Linked DNA regions of Mus musculus: region 1 is linked to region 2. The links are chromatin loops, found by intact Hi-C in ENCODE. Cell type or tissue: left cerebral cortex. All regions are shown on one strand. Links, peaks and the distances in the headings refer to the core of each region. The heading gives the core; the rest is flanking DNA. Region 1 has its middle 29 kb from the start of Gm41040. Region 2 has its middle 51 kb from the start of Gm36475.

Region 1 (4,393 bases), core at 228-4,227, 600 kb before region 2:
TCCCTTTCCGGGGAGAATAACAGTTTATCTAGGCAAGGGGGTGGGAGGTGAGCATGGCATAATACAAGGTAGAACTGTCAAAATTTAATATTCATCATCCTATAAACATTGATGGTCCCTCTTAGCAAAATTACAATCCATTGGGAAGACTGTATGTGGCGGGGTTGTGTGTGTGCAGGTGGCTGTGCACGCATGAAGTCATCTTCCATGGTGCAGAATACGTAATGCTGAACCGGAGAACTCCAGGAGTAGTGACATAAACATTTTAGAATTGCAAGGGTAAGGAGGAGATGGGATCGCCAGGGCTGTGTGTGTGGGAACAGGATTGTGGAATGACTTATGTACTGTGTGCATGAATAACTTCCCTGTGATGAAAAGCTGCTTTAAAAAGAATTCTCAGGACTCACTGAGAGATGGCTCAGCAGTTAAGAGTGCATACTGCTCTTGCAGAGGACCAGAGTTAAGTTCCTGAACTTATGTGAGGTAGGTCACAACCTAACACCAGCTCCCGAGGATCTAATGTGTTCTGGCCTCCTCAGGAAACCATGTTTACAAACACCTCCCCCCTTACATATAATTAAGATGCTAAAATAAGGGACTGGAGAGATGATGGCTCAGTCGTTCAGCGCATTGGTTGCTATTCTAGAGGACTCAGGTTTGATTCCCAGCACCCACATAGTGGTTCACAAACATTTACAGTTTCACTTCTAGGAGATACCACACCCTTTTCTGGTCTCTGCTATCACCAGGCACACAAATGGTGCACAGACATTGTCTAGTCAGGGTTCTCTAGAGTCACAGAGCTTATGGAGAGTCTCTATATAGTAAAGGAATTTACTGATGACTTACAGTCTGCAGTCCGATTCCCAACAATGGTTCAGTAGTAGCTGTGAATGGAAGTGCAAGGATCTAGCAGTTACTCAGTCCCACACGACAAGCAGGCGAAAGAATGAGAGTGAGACTCCCTTCTTTCAATGTCCTTATATGGTCTCCAGTAGAAGGTGTAGCTCAGATTAAAGGTGTGTGCCACCACATCTTTAATCCCAGAAGACCTTGAACTCGGAGATCTCCCTGTCTTAATCTTCTGGAATCCATAGCCACTATGCCTCAAGATCTCCATACCAAGATCCAGACCAGAAACTTCTATCTCCCAGCCTTCAGATAAGGGTCACTGGTGAGCCTTCCAATTCTGGATTGTAGTTCATTCCAAATATAGTCAAGTTGACAACCAGGAATAGCCACTACAGACATGCATGCAAGCAAAATATCCATACATATAAAATAAAAAAACATTGTTACACAAAGCTAAAATAAAGAAAAAAAGAAAAGAATTATTGATATATGAAATCATTTATAGGAATAGGAATATGTTGATTTTGGAGACAAAGTTTGAGCTTAGACACATTTTATTTGGGGGGGGGGTGATTGTTAATTTCTCTGTTCCCTAGGCCTGAGGAAGGGTTGAGTACAGTCGGTTCCTACAACTTTCCTATCTCCCCTTATGCCACATTCACATCCTACTCTTATAAAAGGATAAAAGTGTCCATTATTTTGTTTGCACAAACTGGAAAAACAATAAGGTTCATTTTACCAAATTTTTCTTCAAAACTGAAACCTAGAGAGATGAAACTTTGGAAAGATCAATCTTTTAGAAAAACATATTACATCTTATTTATCGATCGTGAGTCTGTAAAGGGCATGCATCACAGCCCAAATGTGGGGGTCAGAGGACAACTTGTAGGAGTTGATTTTCTCCTTTTACTATGTGAGTCCAAGGGATGGAACTCACGTCACTAGCCTTGGTGGCAAGTGTATTTACCCCTTAAGTTACCTCGCTGGCTCAGGTAAGCACCACCTCTTGGGAGTGGGAGTCCCAGGAACCTTCTTATTCCTCGAGGAATTAGTAAATTCACCAGAACTAAGAACTTCCTGCAAATGCCTCTCCAATCCTTAGTTCTCAAGGAGCGAGGGCTCAGCCTGCACTGCCACAATTCGCCATTAGAGGGCAGTGCAGCCGCGAGAGCCGAGGAAGGAGGGGGCGAAGGATGCTTCTTAGCACTTGGAGAGTGGGAGGAAGTGTCTCGCAATGTTTGCACTTGAAGCATCTCAGTAGTTAGATATTTCACTGGCACAAATGGCGTGTCCTCTTCTAAATTTTGTGCGAATATGAAAAGGCAGTAACTTTGATCTTAGTGCATGTTCTATGGCTATCTATTTCGTTTCGAGCCAGGAATTTATTAGGACATCGAAGGGAAAGGCAAGAAGAACTTTAGATGGGCACATCTCTATTTCCCTACTTTTGCGATAGATTTAGTACACGCTCTGAAAGAATACAGTGCCGGCTGAAAAGTGCTCTGTTTCCTCTCTATTATTCTAAAATAGATGTGCTTCTCTCACGCATGGATGGACCATTTACCCCTGATTTGTATCTCGGGGACAAATCTGACTCGTTAGCGCCGTTATTTGTAAACTGCTAACCTGGTTCCCTGCGCTCTTGTAACGCTATCTTGATGGGTTGCTGTGAAAATGTGAAGCTGCCTGTCAGGCAGGAAAAATTATGTAAAAATGATGTGGGTATAGAAAATGGAATCGACAAAATGTAATAAACTCCCCCTGGGCTGGAGAGCCGAGCTGCATATGTAATGAAGTAGTTTAGGATTACGTCACCTTTTATATAACATCTGGCAGTGACTTTTATTTCAGAGCTAATTTGAAGAAGCCGGGAGCTCTTTTTTTTTTTTTTTCCTTCTCCCTCCCAGAGCCTGCCTTTATCTGAAAGAAGTAAAAGGAACAGTTACATTTTGCATGCAAAGGAAGCTGGAGTGGTTAGATTATTTCCTTGGGGTAATGGAGAAAGGGAAAAAGAAATAGAAGAAAGGTCAGGTGAACACAGCAGAGGGGATGGATAGGTTTGTGGGATTCTTAGACACACTGGACCAGTGCAAGCAGCCAGACAGATAACCTGGGTGGCTTGGCTCTCCTCTCCTCTTCCCTCTCCACTGCCCTTGCTTGGTCAGCATATACCTGATCCAAGAATACCATGGCAATAGTTTGTCTGTAAATATTTGATTCGTAGTAACAAGTTATAAAAATGTCTTAGATGATTGCTTAGTCCTTTGGTTTCTTTATCTTTCAAGGAGAAAGCCATCCCTCCAAACAACACCTGCCTTCCCTACAGTGTCCAGAAGCACACATCTGTTACAGTATTCACACAGTCAGCTCGACTCTGTCTTTTTGTCTAGATCAACAGTGATGAAGGTCTACGAATTTCCTCTCGTGGAAGAGAGAGCTCAGGATGGTTGGGACCATCTTTGCATCTCTCCTTTTTTTGCTGCTCCAAGCTTCTCTGCCAAGCTTGTCTTGTCACAGTCTGGTCCTTGCTGACTGAACTGTGTTTGATGACCTCACTGTCCCTCTTCATGATATGTTTTGAATCTTCCAGTCTTACTAAAACCCCAAGATATCCTTTCCTGAATCCCAAGGCCACGTGTATAATTCAGACGGGAGATTTTCTTACTTTTTTTTTTTTTTTTTTTTTGTGGCTGATGACTTTCCAACAGCGTGTTTGAGAGTTAGTGGGATGTTTCAAAGTCAAACAATAGATTTGCATATGATAAGGGAGAACGTGTTCTCAAGAAGCTGAAGTATGCTATGAAATCCATAATTATGATTTCTGCCAGTGCCGCCTTCTTCAGGCCTTGGCAACCCTATGGGTGAGCGAGAACAGGCATGTGGGCGTCAGTGGGTGGGAACTGCCAGTCGTTGTGGGTTGAGGGAAGTTAAATCCAGGAATCTTTCTTTTCAAGACTCGGGTCTTCTTGTAATCCCAGCCTCAGAAGGCAAGGGCTATGCTAGAGGGTCTAGATGTCAGCCTACGTCCTGAGGACAACTATGTGAGAGCCTGTGAGATGATCGTCATATCAGTGGACACGGTGTATTGGGTGGACATGGGTAGAGTGTTGGAGCAAATGGGGCCAGCCAAAGGACCCTTTGGTGGATTACCATCATGTGGGCTAGCAAGCTCTAGGCCATGAACCCCGAGACTTTGTAGGCAAGGAGTGGTCTTGGCTTTGTTTGTGGGGACTTTTATCTGGTAGCTTGGGAGGCAACTGCTGGAGGAGTTCTGTTGTCCTAACTTGGACTTTACCTTCCTCGAAGGAACCATGGCTGCTGGTCACTGGAGTAGCTGTATTGTTACTCTTTAGGGATAATCTCTCGTGCACTGTGTGGAGGCATCACCTGTCAATAAAGAGCTGATGGCCAATGAGCTGAAGCAGGATTAGAAGGTGGGACATTTGACAGAGAGAGGGGAAAGTCTGGGAGATAGTTAGAAGCAGGAGATTCAACCTGGACTGGAAGGAATGGCAGCTATACAATAGTTTACACTGGTTAA
Region 2 (4,393 bases), core at 212-4,211:
AGTGGAGGTTTCATGCCCAGGGAACAGGAGTCTACCGTGGTTAGATGTCTAGTTTCTACAAGTGTAGAATATACTTCTTACCACTTCCAGCTGCCCTACTATGTGTTGAATTCAGTGACAGGTAAGTAAACAAGCATGAAATTTTCAGTCTCCCACTTAGAGGTCTTTCCTTGGATGCTTCTCCCTGTGGTCTGCCAAGCTACGTTCTGAATAGCCTGGTTCGGCTCAGTCTTCTTTTCGGAACTTACCACATGTATTGTGTCCACCTGTTCTCACCCAATTCTGATGCTGCCTTGGTGTATTGTGAAATTCCTCATCTTCTGGCCCCTTTTTGATGCCTGATCTAGTTATGGACAGAAATACCAAACTCACAAAAGGTTCTCCCCATCCTCAGAAACCCCCCTTTATGTGTATGTTACTCCTGATACAGCAGAGACCACCTGTCAGCGGAGCTACTAAAGGTTCAATGTATGAGGGGTTTTTTTCCCCTTCTCTCTCTCTTCTCAAGGCTCAATTTTCTAGGCAATTTACATTTGAGACTGCAGAGTAGTGGGTGTGTGGCTGCTTCCAACTTTCCCTGAGTGGTGATGTAATCGTGGAGCAGCCATCTGTAGTTCCTCCATCTGGTTGGTGAAGGCTGCTCTTGCCAAACCAGGAGCAATGCACCAAGGCCAGTCTCACCTTTCCAAAGCTGTGACAGGCAGTCTACCATCTCTGGGTCTTCAGAGTAGATGGCTTATAGATGGGCTATATTTATTCCAGTGCTAGGAAAGACCTGCAGAGCTCTGTGTCTTGATATCTTCATCAATAACATGGAATGAACCTGTCTCCCCTTATAAATTTGATCTGAGGATTGGGAAGCATACAGACAGCTTTTGTATATGGCATGAGCTTGGCATATGATAAATGTCCTCATTCCCTCTGTGGCATGATCATCTTGGGATTCTCACTGTTAAGCTACAGTCTGATTCCCCCCCCCCCCATTACTAGAACCAACTCCATGGCAGCATCTTGCCTTACTGGGATTTACATAGGATGCTAGAGCATTTAAAATAACAAAACTATGATCTTGGTGATGGACCTGCCACTCAACTGGATGACTTTAGATTAGCACATTTTTTTTCCAGGAAAGCAAAAAGATTAACTTGAAGAATTGCTAAAAATCTATGCTTCTACCATAACATCTGCTGAAGGATGTGATGAGAGAATGCATACTCTGCATGAGAAGTGAGCCTTCTTTCTCCCTTAAATGGATGCGTGCTATCTTAAAGGCTCTGTGATCACATTGTGGACTTCTTTCCAATAGGCTCACTCCGGACTCCAGCCTAAATCATGAGGTGGCTTCTCAGACTCATAGAGGGATGGTATCTTTTAACACTGACGTCTCATTCCGAGACCAAATCCTATGAAGCAATTCCTATGACCCAATTTCCATGAAAGCTTCTATTGCTCTTACTGCATCTGTCTGGTGACTCCGTGAGTGAGAACTGAGGCCTGCTGGGGAGGACGAAAGGGAAGAAGGGAAACTTGGATTCAAGTTCAACAGCTCACCATGTGTCACTCACAAAGCTGACACTGGACACTCATGCGCATAATTAGGGAAGACACATTCGAGGACTTTCCCTACCTAGTAACAATGCAGTGAAAGGACTGATGCTGGGGATTGCTTTGAGATTGGCAAGTAAAAAAATGTGATGTGGGTTCCATGGCAAAACTGCCAGTTCTGTTCATATTAACATCTCTATATAAAAGGAAAGATCCCCCCTTCAAACTCTTGACTTAAAACTGAACCATATACAGTACAACCAATCTAGATGCTACCTTTGAGTCTGCATGAAACAGAGCCTCAAGAAAGAGTTCACTGTTTGTTCCTAATACCATCACAAGTATCTACCAGGTATCTAATAAGGCACCTGTGGTGCTTGGCTCATGTGAAGTGGCGCTGTTAGAATGTGTGGCCTTGTTGGAGGCAGTATGTCACTGTGTAGGCAGGCTCTGAGGTCTCTTAGTGCTCAGGCTCCTCCCAATTCTGAAGAGAGCCTCCTCTTGGCTGACTTTGGATCAAGATGTAGAACTCTCAGCTCCGCAAGCATCATGTCTGCTTACACGCTGCCACACTTCCCACCACGATAATGGACAGAACCTCTGAACCTGTAAGCCAGCTCCAGCTAAATGCTCCCATTTCTAAGAGTTGCCTTGGTTATGGTGTCTCCTAACAGCAATGAAACCCGTCCCTTATGAATGCTGAGGTGCAGAACCAGTTGTAACTTCACCTATACCTTTCAAGAACAGGAACCTGGAACTAAATCCAGGTGTTAATAATTATTTGAAACTGGGCAAAGGTCTAACCAGTAGGAGGGAAGATGTAGAAACAGGTGTCAAAATTAAAAATTATTGTTTAAGTTGAAAGATAAGCTCAACGACTTGTGGCTCTAACTCCTACTTCAGTATATTCCCTTACTCGGTGTCTGGAAGACAGGAGGGTCATGGGTCTCATCTGACAGAAGTGCCAGCTACTTCAGTTTTTACAAGTTCTTTGAGGAGTTACAGATAGACTCAGAAACAGCTGTTAGGAGCCAACTCAGATGCATGTGGGCATAGCCAATGTGCCCTACTTTGTTGGTTTGGAAGGTAGAATGATGCCACATGGCTTTGAATGCCCAATTTATAATAATCCCATTCCTTTGTTCTCCCTGAGAAGTTTGTACCTTGGTTCCTGACTGTTGCTTATGAAAAGTCTGAAAATCTTAGCCCACATTCCCTCATGGCAGAGATAACTGTTCTTGCTGTGTCTATGATAGAATCAGAAATTCTGTCAATGTGATACAAGCAGAGAGGCTGCCTGGGCCACAGGTGCTTGAGCCAGAGATGGCTGGAAGGCCAGCTGCTTGTCCCCAGAGTAGCCTGTTCCACCCAGCATGGAGGCTCGGTGCCTTAGCAGCAGGGCCACAGCAAGGCAAGTTTTCTTTCCCACATATTAAGTCATTTTCACCAGGCAAGGCCAGGTGTGAGGAGACTGAGTGAGGAGAGGGGAGCATCAGGGTCAGACAGCTCCCCTCGGACAACCTTGACTCTCCTGTTGAATTTGAATCACTCAATACCTGATGGTTTTCTTCCTGGGTTCCCACTTCAGTGTCCTTTTCTGTTAAAGTAATAAAGCAAAAAGTATTTTAATGTTTCAGAGATATCCCAATAATAATAATAATGGAAGGAGTCTGAATTTCTTTGTTCTTCAACTCCTCTGAATCCCACTACAAATGTGTGCTTGCAAGACAACACTGTTCTTTGGTGTTGCCAATAGTAGCCAGGCACCAAGATCTTAACAAGCCAGGGGTTATCCTGTTCAATCTCTTCCACAGAAGCTTTGGCAAGGGAAACACTTGCTTTATGCTTGCTGAATGTTTCTCAGAGGTCTGTCACACCAGGATTGTCCCCCGTCAAAGAAACATTCAAGTGCCACTTTATAAACAATAATGGTAACAAATAATACTTTAAGATCTGCATCATCAGAACCCTGGTGATGAAGACAAACTGACAACCCCATGAGAACTCCATATGTGCTGACATACCGTGTGTGTCATCTTTGTTTATACTAAATGAAAGGAAAGGCAGGAAGGGGAGGGTTCTGAGCCCCCTCCCCCCAGTGTGCAGGTTCTGTGCTCAGTCCTGTTATACTTTGTCTCTTAGAAGGCTGCCATACAGAGAAGTTAAGGAACTTGCCCTGATCATGTATCCAGCACATGGCAGAATAGAGTCCTAACTCCAAAACCTATGGCCCTAACCACTTCACTCCAATACCTCTCTGGCTATTTAAAAAGACAGAAATACAGAAACCATGAGGTAGAAGGCCAACTAATGCTCTCCCTCCTGGGCACTGTGCTCTGTGCCAGGTGCAGTTTGGTGACTGAGGCTTAGGAAGCTCTGGTTGTGCCGAGAGGATGTGCTATGTGCGGCATGCAAATGAGAGCGTTCAAGATGGTGTTCTCTAGCAGGCTTGCCACCGAATGCTGTCGGGAAACTAAAATTGTCCAGGCTATTTTGAGACCAAGCTCCAACTCTCATCAAGTTTTCCCTTAGAGTAAATTGAAGTTCATGAATCTAAGATCTTTTCTTTGCTTCATATTTCAGGTGGAGCTGCATGGCTAAATTTTATGCTCAAATTCATGTCACCACAGTCCCTGAATCTTCTGCAAGAGCCCAGTGCAACCCCATGGTCCCATGTGAGACCAGAGAGCTTGATTCTCTAGGTTTAAAAATATAGAGAAGAAAGGCAAGAGTCATTTGAGAAAATGAGCACGGGACTGGGGGTAAAATTAGAATCAGCCACTGAGTGTTTCGCAGCCCATAGGCTGAGAGAGGTTTACTTTTTACATATAAATTATAGAGTTTTCCC

The links. Hi-C counts contacts between places; a loop is a spot of excess contacts. Peaks named below come from ENCODE experiments on the same cell type or tissue, not always from the same donor. Only the 100,000 strongest peaks of a DNase experiment are listed, where the experiment ranks them.
Region 1: a loop joins it to region 2, with 5 times the contacts of the local background. A loop is called at or near these places in 4 of 42 quality-filtered maps.

Annotation. Positions count from the first base shown.
Region 1 is chr13:100,890,342-100,894,734 of GRCm38, forward strand. No RefSeq gene overlaps it. Among named protein-coding and RNA genes, the nearest start is that of Gm41040, 29 kb to the left of the region's middle. In left cerebral cortex, for the core only: a CTCF peak has its summit at 1,999 (motif pointing right); DNase peaks (open chromatin) are centred at 322, 2,051, 2,605, 3,339 and 1 more place; H3K4me3 peaks cover 668 bases; H3K27ac peaks cover 3,636 bases.
Region 2 is chr13:101,487,195-101,491,587 of GRCm38, forward strand. No RefSeq gene overlaps it. Among named protein-coding and RNA genes, the nearest start is that of Gm36475, 51 kb to the right of the region's middle. In left cerebral cortex, for the core only: no CTCF peak of the experiment used is centred there; DNase peaks (open chromatin) are centred at 607, 1,359, 2,689 and 3,991; H3K27ac peaks cover 4,000 bases.